2 separate regions of the Homo sapiens genome follow, and region 1 is linked to region 2. Evidence: chromatin loops called from intact Hi-C (ENCODE). Cell type or tissue: IMR-90. All regions are shown on one strand. Links, peaks and the distances in the headings refer to the core of each region. The heading gives the core; the rest is flanking DNA. Region 1 has its middle 9.1 kb from the start of PRKCE. Region 2 overlaps PRKCE (protein kinase C epsilon).

Region 1 (10,094 bases), core at 3,313-8,312, 350 kb before region 2:
CCAGAAAAAAAACAAGAGAAACATTGACCACTTCTCAGTTCTTGTTAGAGGAAAACCACAATGACACATTAAATGTTGTGGCAGCAGGGTCAGTTCTGGCATGCACATGATGGTTCTCACAGGATGACTGAATTGGGGCAGGAACTGAGCGATGTTTACCTGGGTCGCTGTGCAGCGCACCAGCTGGAGCAGCAGCCTTTGCCTGGCGGGGTGTGGGGGCTTCCTTGGAGACTCAGATTCCAGGGAATTATAAAACACACTCACCGGCTCATTTCACACATAAAGTGGACAAGGTTGGTCATAGGAGGGAAGCCTTGTCTGGGGATCTGGATCAATCCTTCACTGAAGGACAGGGGATGAGGGCCATGTCCAGGGTGATAAGAACATGGACCTACGCTGCGGCTCTGGGTCTGCCACTTGCCAGCCCTGGCACTTCAGGCATGTGGCTCAAGGTCATTTCAGTCTCACTTTCTTCTCTGTGGAAACAGAGAAAAATAACTACTCCTTTACCGCACTGAGAGATACATACCTTAGGGTTCCAGTGGGTCAAATGGCTGGAAAACCATGGCTGCAAAGGGAAAGGCACTTAACCACATTGTTTCCCTATATTTCATTTATATCATCATTCAAGTTCTTTGACTCTTTCCATGCAGTTCTACATCTCGCTGTCAGAAGGAACAGTGTATAGGGGGATACCCAGATCTGGTCCTGGAGCCAAACTTAGTGGGACGCTGGGTGCAGGGCAAATCCCTTTGTGTGCCCTGACTCTTCACACCAAAACCCCATTATCCAGGAACCACCGTGGGGGAAAGGGGAAGCTGTAGGTCCTAGAGCTAAAAGAATTAAGAATGAAATGTTCCATAGGGACGGTGTATATAACAGAAACTATTATTTTCTGAGATGCAGTTGTGCCAGCTACTGTACTTACTGGTAATTAGTGGTTACAACCCCCTATTGCATTTGAATAAATGCAGGCTCATCGAGAGGCAGGTGATTTTCCTAAGATCCTAGAGCTTCCCAGATGGATTCCTCCTGCACACTACACTGTGCTGTAGGGACGGGCACCCCATAAGAGCCATCCGGATTGCACAGGTGACAGTGCTGGGGAGTCTTCATGAGAACCACTGGGCAGCTAAGCACTAGCTAAGAATTCTTTCTTCCTTTCTCTTTTATTTAACAAATGTTTATTGGAGCCTAGGAAGACCTCCACTCCCTAAAAATACTCCATGGAATCTGAAGCACAGTCCCTGATTCAGGAAGTTTGCACAGTAGTGGGAAAGGCCATGAGTGAACCTGGGTTTCATGGGACCTGAAGCTTAAGCAATTTGGAGAGCCCTCTTTTGGAAAAAGAACACCAAATTAGAAAGTGGGGCTTGGAGGGAGCACAGCAAATGAAGGGCCCTAAAGCTTAAGCCTTATGAGCACCACTGTAATTCTGCTTTTTGGGAAACAAGCAAGTAGAACAGTGATGACAATAAAATGTAGTGTGGGCTGATGAGAGATCAGGAGAGTCACTTAGAAGAAATGCCTTCTAAGGTGAGGCCCACAGAATGGGCCAGGGAGTCCTGGGAGAGGGAATAATAGGGACAGGATGCAGGCAAGGAAGAGGAGCTGGCATGGTTTTCAGGGAGTGAGGACAGCATCGTTTTCTCCTTCCTTTCCTAGATCAGGAAGCACCTGGGATGGTCCCAAAGTGCAGAGCCTTGAGCTGCCACACCCTAGAGGTTAACAGGACCCTTTCATCCGCAGGGCTGTCATCTTTTCTCCAAGCTCCCTGAGACATCTCAGGCCCTAGGAGAAGGCTTCCATACTTGGTTCTCACGCTCCAGGAAGAACACCAACCTGCTTTGAGGTCCCTGGCCTTCTTTCCTGGTTAGCTTACATTTGCATTTGCAAGAACAAAATGAGCCAGAAAAGCTTCCTTTGTCAGAAGTTAACCCTGAGGTCTAACAGGCTCAGAGAAAGGGAAGACAGGGGAGAGGCAGAGGGAGAGAGATATAGGGAAAAGACTAACCGTCAATAGGAAATCCTTCAGTGAGGCAAAAGCTTGAGCGACATCTACCCTAACCCAAAGGTGGGGTAAAGTTTGTGCCCCTCTGAAAGCATTCAGCAAGGTGTCCAAGGGGCTGTTAAGGCCCCTTAGGGGGCAGTGTGGGCTTTGTTTCCCCGTGTGCAGAACAGTGCCTTGCCTGTTGAATTCTGATGCCAATGCACTCACCTCTTCACCTCCCCAGCCCCCAGGCCAGGTCAGCAGCTAAGAGCGGATGGAAGGTCCTGATGTCTGAGCCTGGGTCTCTGTGCAGCGCACCAGCTGGAGCAGTGGCCTTTGCCTGGCGGGGTGGGGGGGCTTCCTTGGAGACTCAGACTCCAGGGAATTATAAAACATACTCACCAGCTCATTTCACATATAAAGTGGACAAGGTTGGTCATAGGAGGGAAGCCTTGTCTGGGGATCTGGAGAACCAGGCTCTCCTCTTGGATCTGATGCACTTGAGTCCTTTACTTTCTCTGAGTTCTAGTAGCCCCGTCTTTAAAATGGGAATAATACTTGCCCTGCACTGTGGTTGAGAAGAGGGGAAAAAGGAGGGATGGATATAAAAGCTCCCTAAAAAGTTCAAAGTACAGACCATCATTACATCTGAAGCCTGTGCCAGGTGACTCGCTCATCAGCCTTCACTGCATTGCAGCAACTCTAAGGTCACCTGCACGGAGGACACTGACCACGTTTCATTTGTGGGTTGGGAATGGACCTCCTCCCACTCCCAGGAAAGAGTCGGGGATGACTCCCACCATGCCACAACTCACACCAGAGATGAGGGCAACTTGGCATTTTAATGGGCAGAAGGAGAGAAGCTGGAAGAGAATGTCCTCTCTAGACACACCTAGCCCAGTGCATGGCCTCCTCTTCATCACACCTCATCGTCCTTATCTTGGCCCACACCTGCACCTGTGTCTCTTTCACTTGCACCACAGAGTCCTCATAGCCTTTTTTATACGGAATAAGATGGGGAAAGGGAGAGGAAAATGGAGAGGGGTTCAATTCTGCACTGAGGGTTAACCCAAACAGATCATCCTTATCTCCAGCAAAGGATGAAAGGACCCAGTGGGAGACGTTGCTCACTGCTCACCAAAAAGCCAGGCTCTCCTCTTCTTCCTGGGCACACTACAGGGCTGTGCTTCCCAGCCTCCCTGGCAATTATATGTGACCATGTGACTAAGTCCTAGCCAATGGGATGCGAGTGACCTGGCCCATAACACCCTCCCAGACTTGCTCCCCAGTAATCTGTTCTCTATCTGGATGGCTCCACTGGTGACAACCTTCAGGGTGACTGTGGAAGCCTGAGGACAGGGCCACCCTTTTGATTTGTTGACCTACCCAATACTGCTACATGAGCATGAAGTAAATGACTACTGTGTTTGAGCTTTTATGCATTTGGGGATCTACGTGTTAGAGCAGTCAGCCTACCCTAATTCATACAGATCATGATAGCCCGTGGGTTTTGCCACTTCCAGGAAGCCCATGTGACCTCTGCCTTCTTTCTACCGTCTTTATCTCGATCAAATGCTACCTTATAGTGCTATTTAATCATTTCATGGGAATAGTAACTAAAATTTAAACAAGGGGCTCTCATCTTTCTTTTCAATTTTATGCCATGCCTAGCAAAGTGCTGTCCCCAAAGAGATGTTTAAAAATCATTGGATTAAATCTTTAGGTTCACCCCTCTGTGTATTTAGTAGGAAGTTACTCCAGCAGGAATGTCCATTCTTTTTCTCTACCTCTGAACTTCTAGCATCTTGTCTATGCCCATTGTCCACCTCTCTTCTTCCACAGGGACTTTCCTTACCACTTTAGGCCTCAGTGATCTATCTTTCCTTCCCTCAAAGTCACAGCACCTTGTGGTCACTCACCTGATGATTCATCAAGATAACTTTTACATTATTGTCTTAACAGTGTAACTATAACATAACATATATAACATATATGTAAATATAACATAACTTACATATAATTTACATATTACATAACACTAGCTGTGTTATATGTAAATATAACATAACTAATTCTGCAGTGTAACTATAACATAATGATGCATTTAAAAGATGGGCAGAGGAAGAGGAGAAAAGAAACTGACAAGGAGACGTCAAGCAAGTAGGAAGAAAACTTGGAGAGTTCAGATGTCCTTGAAACTAGGAGAAGGGCTGGGCAGGTGACTCACGCTTGTAATCCCAGAACTTTGGGAGGCCGAGGTGGGCGGATCATGAGGTCAGGAGATCGAGACCATCCTGGCCAACATGGTGAAACCCCGTCTCTACCAAAAATACAAAAATTAGCCGGGCATGGTGGTGCTTGCCTGTAGTCCCAGCTACTCTGGAGGCTGAGGCGGGAGAATTGCTTGAACCCAGGAGGTGGAGGTTGCAGTGAGCTGAGATGGTGCCACTGCACTCCAGCCTGGGCAACAGAGCAAGACTCTGTCTCAAAACAAACAAACAAAAAAAGAAACTAGAAGAAGGGAGCATTTCAAGGCGAGAGGGGAGACAGCATCATTTGCGGCAAAGAAAGTGGTCAAATAAGGTACAGACCACAAAAATGAGTTTTAGCAGCATGGAAGTGAGAGATGTTTCAGTGAGCCCAATGATATGGGCTGAGGAGGGAGTGGGTAGTAAGAAAAGAAAATGGAGACTGAAAAATAACAACAAGGGACAGAGAGGAGAGGGTTAGGTGGTAGCTGGGCAGAAATGTGAGGTGAGGAAGGGTTACAATTTTTTTTAAAAGGGCTGAGACTTACTGAAGGAAAACAACCGGTAGAGGGAACGAGGGTGGAGAAGAGAAGTGAGGGGTGATCCACAGAGCAGAGTCCCTGGGAAGCAGGGCTGGGTGGTGCGGCCAGGAGACAGGTGGAGGCCTGAGCCCAGCCACCTGCTTCCATGATACCTGGTGGGATGGAGGAATGACATTCTTTCTTCCTTCCTAAGCTGTTGCCAGGTTTGGGGGCAAACCCAGCTGATGGCTTCTGTGTTTTTCAGAAAAGTAAGCCCAGCTATGTGCTGGGATGACGAGAAGCAGCCTCCAAGCAGGTCCTGACCTGCTCCCATGCCCAGCACCTCCCATCCTGGAGGCGATGCCTGCAGTGGGATTGTACGGCCACTTCCCACAACCCTCACCTCAGCTTCAGGAGCTGACCTGCAGCCTCGGGTTTGGGAAAATGCAGGGGTGGTCTCTGTGGTCTGTCTGAAGGCCCTTCGAATACCTTTACCTTCAAATTCTAGCTTCTTACAAACCTAGACCACAAATCCTTTATCTGTATTTTTCCTGAACCCAACTTGGATTTAACTGTCAAATAGATGGCCTGTGGCTCTAATGCAGCGATAAGAACAGAATTCTTCACTTTGAAAAGCCAAGTTGCTTTAAAAAAAAGTTGGGGGGCACAGTTTTGGCATACACCGAGTGACTGCATTTGACCTCCGCCTGCCTGGGGCATGTGGATAACGGCAGTGGTCCCATGCCGTGTGGTCTTCCTCTTGGCTTATCCCCCTAGCTCGCTGTTGTCCTAGTGGCCATGTACTATGTGCAGGACACTTTCATAGTCCGTTCATCCACAGAGCAGTCCTAGCCTCTTCTAATCTCCACTTAAGAGCCAATGAAGCTTCCAGAGCGCAGGTAACTTAAGTCACACAGCTTGAATTAGACTGGACAATGAGCCACCTTTCCACCGTGGCTGCACTGTGACCCTGGGTCAAACGGCCTCATGACCAGCCCCCTCCACGCCTGTCCCCTTCTTGCCCGGGTCTGCCGCCTTTTCTGCTCCGGGGCCTTAGGAATTCTCCTGGGACTGTGGCTCCCCTCTAACTCCCCTCCCTCCCAGTTGCTTTCTGTTCTGCTGTTCTTGTGGGTCTCTGTTCTCCTGGCTCCAGGCCTAACGGCCGCCCCCTCCAACCTTGGCCTTGGGAAGTCTCTTGGGGCGGAGAAGAGAGGGGCTGCCTCCTGGCCCCCACCCTGCGACCCTTCGTCCCCCGCTAAGCCGGGATGGCAGGCGGACTCGCCGGACCCCTTTTTAGACCCAAGGCTCTCTTCGCCTCTCCATCCGGCTCCGGCCGGGGTGGGGTGACCTGAGGGACCCGGTAGCCGACGACAGAGAAACTAGACCGGCCAGGACGTAGAAGGGTCGCTTCCCCCAGGCTGGTCCGGGGCTGAGCGGGGCACCACAGGGAGCGGAGACAGCGGAGGCGGTGAGAGCCTCGGGAGCCACTGGGGCGAGCGCGCCAGCGTCCACCAGAGGGCGCTGTCGGCTCGCGGAGTGGGGCGCGGGCGGCCTGGAGCCCCCCGGTGCGGCCCGGCATCAGAGCGCGCAGCGACTTTGTCACTGCAGGCTTGCCGGGTGGGTTGCAGAAGAGAGAAGAGACCCACCCATCCTCAAGGCACTCATTTGGGCAAGAAGGGAAGAGACCCACAAGAAGACTATTTCACACTCTTCTCATTTCAAATGTGTATAGAGCACAAAGTTGCATTTACCATGTCCAAGATACCGAGCAGCACCAACATGAGTCATCCTGGGTCTCCAAATTTAAAGACCTCTAGGGAAGTGGCAGGATCAAAGACAGGTACCAAAGAACTATACTACAGTATATTAGGGAGAGGCAGGAACTCCAACGAGACGTGAGGAAGAAGCGGTAGGAGAGTTGAGGGAGGAGTTACAGCTTCAGCTAGGGGATGAGGCCCGGTGCATGGAGGACTTGGGCCTTAAAGTGGGACAGATTCGCAGCTTTCCAACACATGTGTTGCAACAGAACCCGTGGATTTAAGCAGTTCTGGTTACACATTCTGTTACACGCAAATGCTTATCAGTGACAAAAGGCAATATTCCTTGCCCTTTAGCCCCAGCTTGTTGATCCTGAAAGGTAAATTAGAAATAAAAATGGATTCACCAAATATCCAGAATGTGCTAGAGATATATAACCTAGTCTGAACAATCAGATCAGTCATTCTGCTAATTGGTAAAATATCCACAGGGGAGCCTGGGAGACAGCTGTTAAACTTGGTTACAGGTAGCATCAAACCATCCGCCAAAAATACCTCAATAATTCTATTGGTATTGGGAGAGGAGACACAAAAATATAGAAGTTGAAGAACAACAAAGTCTTTCAGTCTTTTTGTTTTAAAGACTCTTATTACCAAACAACTTAAGGAAGAACTCTATCAACATCATAGTTCCCTTGAGAATTATGTTATTATAGTATAGATTATTATTGAAAGAATTATTATATTGCACTGTGCTAAGGCTAGTTTAATTTGGAGCCAATAAATTAAAACAAATCTAGACCTTAGGTTTATAAAAATGTTTCCAAGGAATTAAAATGTAATTGACATGATTATCATTAAATAGTGCTGCCTTGGTTCCGGCATGGCAATGTAGAAAGAACAGTCAATGTATAAGGTATAAGATTTGGGTCTAGACCTCTAGGTAGTGTTTTGGGGTTTTTTTTTCTGTTTTTTTTTTTTTTTTTTTTTTTGGCAAGTCAGTTAACTTCTCTAGGTATCAGTTTCCTCATTTAATAGAGGAATTTAATAACAATAAAGAATATAGTCTGGGCGCAGTGTCTCATGCCTGTAATCCCAGCACTTTGGGAGGCTGAGACAGGTGGATCACTTGAGGTCAGGAGTTTGAGACCAGCCTGGCCAATATGGTGAAACCCTGTCTGTACTAAAAAAAAATACAAAAATTAGCTGGGCATGGTGGTGTGTGCCTATAATCTCAGTTACTTAGGAGGCTGAGGCAGGAGAATTGCTTGAATCTGGGAGGTTGAGGTTGCAGCAGTGAGACGAGATTGTGTGCCACCGCACTGCAGCCTGGGTGACAAAGCAAGACTCCATTTCAAAAACTTAATTAATTAATTAAACAAACCAAGTGATCCCTCAAATCCCACAGAGTTTAACAAGTAAGTCTTCTCAGTTCTGTTGGGCCCAAATGCCTCCTTTGTGCTGCCGTGGTTCTAAAGTGGCTTTAAGGAACTGCACGTCCCATGAGGTGTTAAGCATATAACGGGGAGGGGAAAGGAGCTTGGATGGCTGCTGGTTCTGATATTAGGCAGGATTCTCCATGTCATCTGGAGTCTTCTGTATGCAGTGGCCCAGAGCAAAAGGGAGGGAGGACGGTCAAACAGTCTGACTCTTACTGTGATTATTGCTACCCTAAGTTCCTATAGTGCTTTCTGAGTGGGCTGATTATTTGTTATTTATTGTGTGCCACCTTGAATTACCTTTCTGCACCTGTCATTTGAGAATAGTGTCTATGGCAGTCTTCAGTGCTATTCACCAAACATTCCATGCTCCTTGACAGTACAGATGGTAGAACTTCCCAGACCCTGTGGTTGGGGAAGGCGGGATCTGAGACTGGTTCTAGCTAACAATTAGTGGGCACAAATGATATTTAGCACTTCCAGATGGATTTTTTTGGGTGGGGGGCAGGTGGGGGACAGGGTCTGGCTCTGTTGCCTAGGCTGAAGTGCAGTGTCACAATCTTGGCTCACTGCAGCCTCCTCAAGCAATTCTCCCACCTCAGCCTCCCAGGTAGCAGGGATTACAGGCACCCGTCACCATGCTCAGCTATGTTTTTTTAATTTAATTTAATTTTATTTTATTTTGTAGAGATGAGGTTTTGCTACCCAGGGCCTCCCAAAATGCTGGGATTACAGGCATGAGCCACCAGGTGGACTATTTAATTGCCTGTGTAAGACCCTCCAGACATCCTTTTTCTCTCTGCCCATGACCAGCCATGTTCCAGATGGTAACTTTTTAGCCAGCCTGGATCCAGAAGTGAGAATGACGCTAATGGGAAGCAGAGCTCCCAACCAACCTGCCATAGACTTACAGCATGCATGAGAAGAAAGCTTTGTTCTTTTAAGGTGTTGGGATCTGGGGAGAGCTTATTACAGCAGCATGACCTAGCCAATCCTGACTAATAAAGGGCCATTTTGTGTTGTCATTTTTTGTTTCCCTAGTGCTCCAAATGACATGACATGACACTACTGACTGTTAAATAAAGGACCGACTGAATTGATCTACTCATCTCCCCAGGTAGAGTAGGGATTATCCATATAGCTATTTATCCTCCCTGGAGCACCTGCCCTAGTATCCTATATATAGCAAGTACTTAGTAAAGACCCTTGGATTGACATATGATCTTAAAAGTCCAAGACAGGGGCCAGGCACGGTGGCTCACACTTGTAATCCCAGCACTTTGGGAGGCTGATGCAGGAGGACCACTAGAGTCCAGGAGTTCAAGACCAGCTTGAGCAACATAGTGAGACCCCATCTCTACAAAAACAATCAAAAAACTTTAGCTGGGCATGGTGGCACATGGCTTTAGTCCCAGCCACTCAGGAGGCTGAGGTGGGAGAATTGCTCAAGTCTGGGAGGCCAAGGCTGCAGTGAACTGTGATTGTGTCACTGTACTCCAGCCTGGTCAACAGAGTGAGACTCTGTCCCTTATAAAAAAAAAATCCCAAGACACAACCCAACATCTGACCCACAGAAGATGAAGAATGTTATGCTATTCTCCAAATGGCATCCTAGTGAGTAGGGCTCACAGTCACAGGCCCTGAGGAATAGGGGCACCAGGCCATCTCCTTCTGCATCCATCAGCAAGCTCGATAGGGCTGCCTCTGATCCCTCCACCTCTTTGCAGGTATTAAGTGAAGCTTGGCCTGAGTCACTGCAACAGAATATAGAGCAGAGATGGGGCCAGAATTCGGAGCTGAGATGGGGCCAAAATAAGAAGACATGGCAGGGCAGACAAAAGCCCACCACAGGAGTATAGGTGTGGGGCAAAGTTTGAAGTGGGGCTCAGGGTCGGGTGGGGGCTAGGCTGGGGCAGGACCAGCGGAGCTCTAGAAGGTTTCTGTGTCATTATACTGCTGCGCGTTCCATCCCATGGCCCAGGTGGTTGGATTCTGTTCAGCGGAGCATGTGTGGAATGTATGATAGACCCTGACCAGGCAGACCTTTGCAGAAGCCCATTAACATTCTATAAATGGCAACAACCAGCACAGCAACAGGGACATGAATATTAACGCGCTAGTCTACGGTTCTGGCTCCC
Region 2 (10,094 bases), core at 3,048-8,047:
AGCCCACAGCCACAGAGGGGCCAGACCCTTGCAGGATGCTCACACGATCATTGGGTAACTGAGATCCTTAACCGAGGGCAGAAAAATGCTGGCACAAAGTGAGCAGGCAAAATAGTTCATTTCTTTCTTTCATTTTGTGACTCAAGTGCCTGCTGCGTCTGAGTCTCTCCAGACTCATTCGTGGGTCTGTCCGAGCCCCTCAACCACTATTAAACAGTCCAGAAATCAGCTTCCCAGGTTCCAGGAGCAGCATCGCTAGTCTCGGGCATTTGTAGCCTTTTCATTCTGCACTTTGTTGGAACAGTGCTGCCTTCTCCAATCTCAGGTTCACTGGCACCATGGGCCTCTCTGGGGCCCTTTTCCACCTGTTTTATTTTCCCATTGACACATGGAGTCAGTGGCCCCTGGAGGCAGAGACACCCAATACCCTTTGATTGCAGTTTCCTTCTCTAGAGAAGATCCAGTTCTCACCTGCCCCCGTCCCATCCCCCACACTCATGTCTCAGCACAGCTGCTCTGAAGTCATCGGGCACCAAGGGGCAACTTCACAGGAAAGCCAGACCTCCTGACGGAGCCTGCAGTTGGGCCTGCGGGGGCCTGTGGAAGCGGAAGCCCTGCTTTTTCTCATCCCCATCTGGGGTGAATGCTCTGCACCTGCTGTCCTCCAGGACAGGGGACGAGGCACAGGGAGGAAGGTGTACTCCACGAAGACCTGGCCTGGAGATTCCTAAAGAATCTTCTTCCTCGCTCCTGCCTCTCTCTGACACACATCTTAATAACTGCTCTGATCTGCGGCTGTTTTCAGGGGCCAAGGGGACAGGGTGTCCCCTCCTCTCCAGTAAGTAGTAAACAGGAGTGGTGGCCTGAAGAGATCACAGGCTAGGATTTGGAGGAGCTGTCCTGGTTTGGGTACTGCCTAGCTGGGAGGTTGCAAGCAGGTCACCCTGGCTTAGTGCCCTTGGCTTTTAACCCCAACTGCCCTCTTCCCTTCTGAGGACAGTAATAAAAAATAAAAATGGAGTGATCTTAGCCACATACCTTGGGGTGGCTGTGCAGAGCCATAAAGATGAAAGAAAGGCCTGCCTGTCTCCCTCCTTCCTTCCTTTCCTTGTTTAAAAAAAAAAAAAAGTATTTTGGATACTTAAAAACACTAAAAACATGCAGAATAATTTTTAATTTTCAACATTTCTGAAAATGTCAGTCCTTTACTATTTTTAACAGCTAGGTCCCTTGTCGTAACTTCAACTTTTATTTTTAGAATTATAAAGAGCACAATACATAAATACATTCTCACTGTTCTTACTGTCAAAGATCCAAGCAAGACTGAAGTTAGATATATATTAAAAATATTAAAGGCTTTCTTTATATTCTCTTTCCACTTTCATCCTCAGACTTCTAAAAATGTGCTATGGGTCCTCTTACTTCTAAAAATGTCCTCTTTTTGTGTGCCTTTGCTGCACGGATACTCACACACACTGCGTTAGAGTCTATTGCTACATAACAAATGACCCCAGGACATAGTGGTGTAAAACAACCAATACTTATTTTCTCAGAGTTTCCGCTGGTCAGAAATCTGGATGGAGCTTAGCTGGGTGCATCTGACTCTCATGAGGTTTCAGTCAAGCTGAGAGCTGGGGCTGTTGTCTCATCTGAAAACTCAACTGGAAGAGGATCCACTTCCAAGCTCGCCCACATGGCCACTGACCAGAAACATCAGTTCTCTGCCGTATGGGCCTCTCCACACAGTGACTGGCTTCCTTCAATGCAAACAAGAAAGTGAGAAAAGATGCCCCAGACACGAGGCAATGGGACATCTTATCGCTTTTGATGTTTTCTGTTCATTAGAAGAGAATCACTACGTCCAGTCCTCTCCAAGGGAGGGAGTTACATAAAAGCATGAACACTATGAGGCAGGGGCAATCAGGAGGCAGCTTAGGGGCTGCCTGGCACACCTGCACCTCCCCATCCACATCCCCTTCGCCTCCTCACAAATGCAATCGTCTTGTCTATGGGGTCTACCCTGACCACTGGGTAGCTCTCAAGCTCTTGTCTCTCGTCTCTTACTTCCTCTGCTTTTTTTTCTAACATAGCACTTATCATCTTCTAATATTCTAAATTACTTTCTTTTTTTTTTTTTTGAGATGGAGTCTCGCTCTGTTGCCCAGGCTGGAGTGCAGTGACATGATCTCGGCTCTCAGCTCACTGCAACTTTCACCTCCCAGGTTCAAGCAATTCTCCTGCCTCAGCCTCTGGAGTAGCTGGGACTATAGGTGCATGCCACCACACTAGGCTAATTTTTGTATTTTTAATAGAGACAGGGTTTCACCATGTTGGCCAGGCTGGTCTCAAACTCCTGACCTCAAGTGATCCGTCCTCCTCAGCCTCCCAAAGTGCTGGGATTACAGGTGTGAGCCACTGCACCCAGTCTAAATTACTTGTATAATGTTAGTTTCTTTCTTTCTTCCTTTCTTTCTTTCTTCTTTTTTTTTTTTGACAGAGTCTCACTTTGTCACCCAGGCTGGAGTGCAGCGGTGCAATCTCAGCTCACTGCAACCTCTGCCTCCTGGGTTCAAGTGATCTTCCTGCCTCAGCCTCCCAAGTAGCTGGGATTACAGGCACCTGCCACCACGCCCGGCAAATTTTTACATTTTTAGTAGAGATGGGGTTTCATCATGTTGGCCAGGGTGGTCTTTAGCTCCCAACCTCAAGTGATCCACCTACCTCAGCCTCCCAACGTGCTGGGATTACAGGCATGAGCCACCACGCCAGACCTTATAATGTTAATTTCTGTCTCTCCCAATCCAAATACAAGGTCCATGAGGACAGAGATTTTTTTTTGTCTGTTTTATTCTCTGTTTACCCAGCATCTAGAACAGTGCCTGCACACTGACATCCAATAAATATTTGTTAATTCAATCCTCCGTGCATAGTTATATAATTTGCTTTTCTACAGTATGTCTTGGAGTATTTCCAAGGCAGTGTACAGACATCTACTTTACTTACTAGAAAGAGTCCACATTGTGGATGTTCCGTAGATTGTTTAAAATGTTGCCCTCTTGATGGATGTTTACTGGTTTGTGTGTTGTCGCCATTTTAATTTATGCTGTCACAGACATCCTCATACATACCTTTTCATGCATATGTGTGAATAATTATGAAAGAAAGGCCCACAGAAATCAAACAATCACTTTAAACCCTTGTCTTTTTGTGGTTGAATTATACAAGGAGGGAATTACATAAGGGCACTTTTACTTGTTTGCTTTAAAGTCAAGCCATGTTAATGGACTGCTTTACCTTCCTTTTCATTGACGTTTAATTTGTGTGGCTTGCATGGTGAGCTTGGGATTCTAGTTCCCTGTTATCTATTGGGTCTGGTCTGAGAGGTGTCATTTATGCCACTGTAGTACTACTACTTTCCGTAGAGTTAGAATAACTGAAAAGCATGTTGTCCTGATTTGTGCAAGGCGTCGTGGTGAACCTGGAGATAAAACATTACTTTAGTTCTCTAGAAACTTGCACTGTGCTTGGTCATTGAACATAATAAGTGAAATCATAGGCGATAATTCAGGCATTGAGTCAGAAATAAGTGTGAGCAATTTACAGGCAAGAGAGGGCCTGGAAAGGGGTGTAGGGAGAAAGAATGCCACAGGAGTGCTTTGGTTGACTCAGAATCCTTTGCAGTAACATCCACAATGCCTGGGGACCATGAGAATGTCCCCTGTACACGTGGCAGATTGGCTGAAAATTCAGTCTGAGCTTTGATCTGAGGAATGCTGGGTAGCAGACAAGCGGCCGATCGTGGTCCCCGGAAAGCTCTGAGTCACGGTTCTGGTGTGATCAGGACTCCAAAATCTCTTTCTGGTGATGACATTTGGCCCAGCATGACCCCAGGGGGGCATCCCTCTTACCTCCTTTCTCCTCATTCTGCGTGAACGACTTTGCGGTCGTTCACTCTCACACCCCTGCCAACTTCCATTGCACAAGCACACAATTTCCCATTTGCAAATATTTGCTCTCTGTCTCTGAGCTTGGCATGACTGGAACCTGTTATGAAATCAAACCATTGCCCTGGCTCACCCTCAAGGGCCAAATTACCCCAACATAAAGAAATTCCTGCAGCATACATGGGCCTGGGCCCCTCCTTAGGAGTGGCTCTGTCACCATTCCCAGAAGGTTGTCTGCTTGCTTTGGAGGAATTCCCAGGAGCCTGGCCTGCCTTTTGCTTCAATCTCAGCTATAAAAAGGGTGGAAACATGGAAACCAAGTCTCTCCAAATGACGGTAGGATGTGTGATAGAAGGTGAAAGTCAGAGTGCCTGAACCCCAGTGTGTCCCCAGACAACACTGCTGCTGCTGCACCACCCAGCACATAGTAGGTCCTCAACAAATGTGTGGTGAATAGCTGGGTAGTAGTAGAAGAGCGCTTCTCTTTTTGTAAGAGCCCCTGGCAAAGCAGATCTATTTCTTCCCGGTACAACTTTATCCAAATGAAACCAGTGAAAGTGAGCACTGAGAGGCATTCTGGAAAGAGAAGCCTTAAAGGGCAGCCTAGGGCTGGGAGTGGATTGGCAGCAGGGGCTCACGGCCTTTGGCCTTGGTGCTCCCCAGTAGTGTTGTGAGGGGTGGGGGTGGGTGGTTCATTTGGCCACATTAATGCAAATGCATCTCAGGTTTCTTTTGGTTCCAACAGGGACGCCCACTGTCCTTTGCTGGTCTGTGGCCTCCCAGTGACACCTGCAGCCTCCAGGAGCCCATCTTGCTCCCGTTATGGCTGCCCAGAGTAACTGGAGCTCCCCTTCCTCACCACTTTGCCCTGGCATTTCCAGACTTTTCAAAGCACTTTCAAAGTCACTATCTCACATCGTGCATGCTAACTGATGTGTGATTGAGATTTTTTTTACATATTAAGATGAGTACATAACTCAGGGGAAATAGCAGACTTTTTAAAAATAAAAGGCAAAGTCCTCAAAACCAAAACCAAAAAAAGATACCCCCTTTGCCGACCTGCCAGCCCAAGTTGTTTTGTCAGGACAGACAGGTCTGGCATTTCAACACCAGAGGGAGCTAGTGGTCAAGTTATGTAGACAAGTTAGTTGCCCTTCTCAAGAAATTCTCAACTTGGCTCTTTTATTCTCTTTTCCGTCACTTCACAGAGAGGCAGAAGACAGCTTTCATGGGTTTGGTGGGTGGAGCAGGTGTGGTGAATGAGCATCAAAGGGCAGCTGATGCAATGAGGCAGGGTAGTGGGGACAGAATTCTGGGCACAGTGCTGTTGCCTGGTCTCTGATCAGCCCGCGGATCAGAGTTATTAGTGATAACTCCATTAGTCAAGTCGGTGCCATGGCCTGGCTGCGCTGGAGTTTTCTTGTTTGTTTTTGTCCTGAGAAAGCCACCCTGCCACCACCTCACCCCACCCCCACCTTTAGCCCAATGGGCATCTTGGGTTCAGTAGCTCAGTTGAACTGTCCAGGCTGGTCTGGGGGGGCTCTCTCCAGACAGGTGACCAGGTTATGTAGAGCATTACGGAGATCTGGCTGCTTATCCTGCCTGGCTTCACTCCAGGAACAGTTTTGGTTTTTAAACATTTTTAGTAGACTTTACTTTTTAGAGTAGTTTTAGGTTCACAACAAAATAGGTCAAAGGTATAAAGATTTTCCACAAACCTTCTGCCTCCACACATGCACGGCCTCCCTCACCATCAGCATTCTGCAACGGAGTGGTATATTTGTTAACGGTCAGTGAACCTTCATTGACACATCATCATCAAAGTCCATAGTTTACATTAGGGCTCACTCTTGGTGGTGTACATTTCCATGATTTTGGACAAATGTATAATGACATGAATCTACCATTATAGTATCTTACAGAATAGTTTTACTGCACTAAAAATCCTCTGTGTTCTGCTTCTTCATCCCTCCCTCTCTCCTAACCCCTGGTAACCACTAAACTTTTTACCATTTTCATAGTTTTACCTTTTCCAGAATGTCCTATAGTTGGAATGATACAGGGGATAGCCTTTTGAGATTGGCACCTTTCACTTAGCAATATGCATTTAATGTTCTGCTATGTCTTTTCACAGTTGCTAACTCACTTCTTTTTAAGGCTGGATAATATTTCAGTGTCTGGATATACCATAGTTTATCCGTTCACCTACTAAAGGACATTTTGCTTGCTTTCAAGTTTTGGCAATTATGAATACAACTGCTATAAACATCCATGTGCGGGTTTTTATATGAACATAACTCTTCACCTCATTTGGGTAAATATCAGTAGTGTAATTGCTGGATCTTATGGTAATGGTATATTTAGTTTTGTAAGAAACTGCCAAACTGTCTCTCAAAGTGGCTGGACCACTATGCATTCCTACCAGCAATGAATAAAAAGTTCCTGTTGCTTCATATCCTGAATGGCATTGGGTGTTATCAGTTACCTCCTTGTATTTTGGCCATTTTAATAGGTGTGTAGTGGTATCTCATTGTTTTAATTTGTAATTTCCTAATGACACATGAAGTGGAGCATCTTCTCCTATGCTTATTTACCATCTGAATATCTTCTTTGGCGAGGTGTATGCTCAAGTCTTTTGCCCATTGGGTTATTCATTTTGTTATTGTTAAGTTTAAGAGTTTGTTGCCTATATTGGATAATATAGGCATATATTATCATATATGTCTTTTGTAAATACTTTCTCCCAGTCTGTTACTTGTCTTTTTATTCTATTGGCAGTGTGTGGTTTGGTTTTGTTTGTTTTTTGTTTGTTTGTTTGTTTGTTTTAGTTTGGGGAGGTGGGGGACAGAGCAAAAGTTTTTTATTTTAATGAAGTTCAGCTTATCAGCTCTTTTTTTCATGGATCATGTCCATGCATCATGGTGTTGCATCAAGAAAGTTATCTGTGTAGCCAAGGTTACCTATATTTTCTTCTATATTATCTTCAAGGAGTTTCATAGTTTTGCCTTTTACATTTAGGTCTACAGTCCATTTTGGATTCATTTTTGTGAAGATCGTAAGGTTTGTGTCTAGATTCACTGTTTTGCATGTCTAGTTTTTCTAGCACCATTTGTTGAAAACTGTCTTTGCTCCATTTTATTGCCTTTGCTTCTTTGTCAAAGATCAGTTGGCTGTATTTGTGCGGGTCTGCTCTGGGCTGTCTGTTCTGTTCCATTGATCTATTTGTCTGTTCCATTGATGTTTTGCCAATTCCACATTGTCTTGATTACTTCAGCTTTATAGTAAGTCTTGAAATTGGGTAGTGTCAGTCTTCTGACTTCGTTCTTTTTCTTCAATATTGTGTTAGCCTTTTGCTTGGGTCTTTTGCCTGGGTCTTTTGCCTCTCCATATAAACTTTAGAATGAGTTTGTCGATATCCATAAATAACTTGCTGGGATTTTGATTAAGGTTGCGTTGAATATATAGATCGAGTTTGGAAAGACATCTTGACAAATACTGAGTCTTTCTATCCATGAATACGGTATATCTCTATATGTATTTAGTTCTTGATTTTTTTCACAACGGTTTTGTAGTTCTACTTATATAGATCTTGTACATATTTTGTGAGATTTATATGTAAATATTTCATTTGGGGGAATGATAACATAGATGGTATTGTTTTTATTTTTAAATTCCATTTGTTCATTGCTGGTGTATAGGAAAACAACTGACTTTTGTATATTAACTTTGTATTCTTCAATCTGGCTATAATCATTATTGGTTCCAGGAGTTTTTTGTTGATTCTTTTGGATTTTCTACATGGACAATCATATCATCTACAAACAAAGATAGTTTTATAGTTTTATTTCTTCCTTTCCAATCAGTATACTTTTTATTTCTTTTTCTTGTCTTACTGCATTAGTTAGAACTTCCAGTATAGTGTTGAAAAGGAGTGGTGAGAGGGAGCATCCTTTTTGTGTTCCTGATCTTAGTATGAAATTGGCTGTAGGGTTTTTGTTGATGTTCTTTATTAAGTTGAGGAAATTCTCTTCAGTTCCTTGTTTACTGAGATATTTTATCATAAATAGGTTTGGATTTTGTCAAATGCTTTGTCTACATCTATTGTTAGAATTATTTGATTTTTTTTCTCTCTTTAGTCTATTGATAACAATTGATTACATTAGTTGATTTTTCAAATGTTGAACCAGCCTTGCTTGCCTGGGATAAATCCTACTTGGTCATGGTGTGTAATTCTCTTTATAAATTGTTGGATTCAATTTGCTGATTGTTGTTGAAGATTTTTTGCATTCATATTCATAAAAGTTATTGATCTGTAGATTTTATAATATCTTTGCTTTGATATTATGGTAATGGTGGCCTCCTAAAATGAGTTAGGATATATTCTGTCTGTTTCTTTCTTCTAGAAGATATTATAGAGAATTGATATAATTTCTTCCTTAAGTGTTTGGCAGAATTCACCATTTGGGCCTAGTGCTTTCTGTTTTGGAAGGTTATTAATGATTGATTCTATTGCTTTACAAGATAAGCCTGTTTGTACTGTGTATGTCTTCTTATGTAAGTTGTGGCAGATTGTGTATTTTAAGGAATTAGTCTCATTTTGTGTGGGTTATCAAATGATAGGCATAATATTCTTTATAATACTCTTTTATTCTTTTAATGCCCATAGGATCCATAATGATGTCCTCTCATTTCTGATATTAATAATTTGTGTCTTCTCTTTCTCTCTCTCTCTCTCACTAGCCTTACTAGAGGCTTATTGAGTCTATTGCTCTTTACAAAGAACCAGCTTTTTGTTGTTGGTTTTTCTCTACTGATTTTCTGTTTTTAATTCAAATGATTTTTGCTCTAATTCTTATTATTTCTTTTCTCCTGCTTACTTTGGATTTAAGTAAGCTACTTTGGTCTCCTTTTTCTAGTTTCCTAAGATAGAGGCTTAGATTATTGATTTTTAGAATGTTTTTCCTAATATATGCATTCAATGCTATAAACTTCCTTTGAAGCACTGCTTTTGCTATATCCCACTAATTTTGATGTTGTATTTTATTTTATTTCATTTTTTATTTTTATTTTATTTATTTATTTTTTTGAGACAGAGTCTCACTCTGTCACCCAGGCTGGAGTGCAGTGGTATGATCTCGGCTCACTACAACCTCTGCCTCCCGAGTTCAAGCGATTCTCCTGCCTCAGCCTCCCAAATAGCTGGGATTGCAGGCATACGCCACCACACCTGGCTAATTTTTGTATTTTTAGTAGAGATGGGGTTTTGCCATGTTGGCCAGGCTGGTCTCAAACTCCTGACCTCAAGTGATCCACCTGCCTTGGCCTCCCAAAGTGCTGGGATTACAGGCATGAGCTTCCATACCCGGCCGGTAAGTTGTATTTTAATTAATTCAAAATATTTTAAAACTTATCTTGAGATTTCTTTTCTCACTCATATGCTATTTAGCAATGTGTTTAATCTCCAAGTATTTTGGAATTTTTGAGCTATCTTTCTCTTATTGATTTCCAGGTTAATTCCATTGTGGTCTAAAGCCAACATTGTATGATTTCCATTCTTTTAAATTTGTTAAGGTGTATTTTATGGCCCAGAATGTGGTCTTTCTTGGTGATTGCTTCATATCTTGAGAAGAATGTGTATTCTTCTGTCACCGAATGAAGTTGTTGATAGATGTCAGTTATATTCAGTTGATTAATGTTGCTGTTGATTCAGTTGATTAATGTTGCTGTTGATTAATGTTGCTGTTGATTTGATTAATGTTTCTGCCTGCTAGATCTGTTTATTTTTGAATAAAGGGGTGCTGAAGTCTCCAATTATAATAGCAGCATCATCTGTTTCTCCTTGTAGTACCATCAGTTTTTGCCTCACTTACTTTGATGCTCTGGTTTTAGGTACATACACGTTAAAAATTACGTCTTTTTTGAGAATTGACCTTTTTATCCCTAATAACTTTCCTTGCTCTGAAGTCTGCTGGGTCTGAAATTAATTTAGCTTTTCTGCTTTTTTGGGTTTAGTGTTAGCATGGTATATCTTACTCTATGTCTTTACTTTTAATCTGTATGTGTCTTTAAGGTGGGTTTCTTGTGAACAACATATAGTTAGTTGGGTCTTGTTTTTTTTGATCCACTCTAACAATCTGTCTTTTAATTGGT

What was found. Peaks named below come from ENCODE experiments on the same cell type or tissue, not always from the same donor. Only the 100,000 strongest peaks of a DNase experiment are listed, where the experiment ranks them.
Region 1: it touches region 2 in a loop (7-fold over the local background); 14 of 110 quality-filtered maps call a loop at or near these places.

What each region holds. Positions count from the first base shown.
Region 1 is chr2:45,637,560-45,647,653 of GRCh38, forward strand. No RefSeq gene overlaps it. Among named protein-coding and RNA genes, the nearest start is that of PRKCE, 9.1 kb to the right of the region's middle. RefSeq lists silencers at 2,837-3,013, 6,178-6,387. In IMR-90, for the core only: a CTCF peak has its summit at 6,277 (motif pointing right); no DNase peak of the experiment used is centred there; H3K4me3 peaks cover 577 bases; H3K27ac peaks cover 306 bases; H3K27me3 peaks cover 1,672 bases.
Region 2 is chr2:45,988,535-45,998,628 of GRCh38, forward strand. All of the region lies in intron 6 of PRKCE (protein kinase C epsilon), which reads left to right. Among named protein-coding and RNA genes, the nearest start is that of EPAS1, 300 kb to the right of the region's middle. In IMR-90, for the core only: a CTCF peak has its summit at 5,061 (motif pointing right); DNase peaks (open chromatin) are centred at 3,817, 3,937 and 5,067; H3K27ac peaks cover 1,578 bases.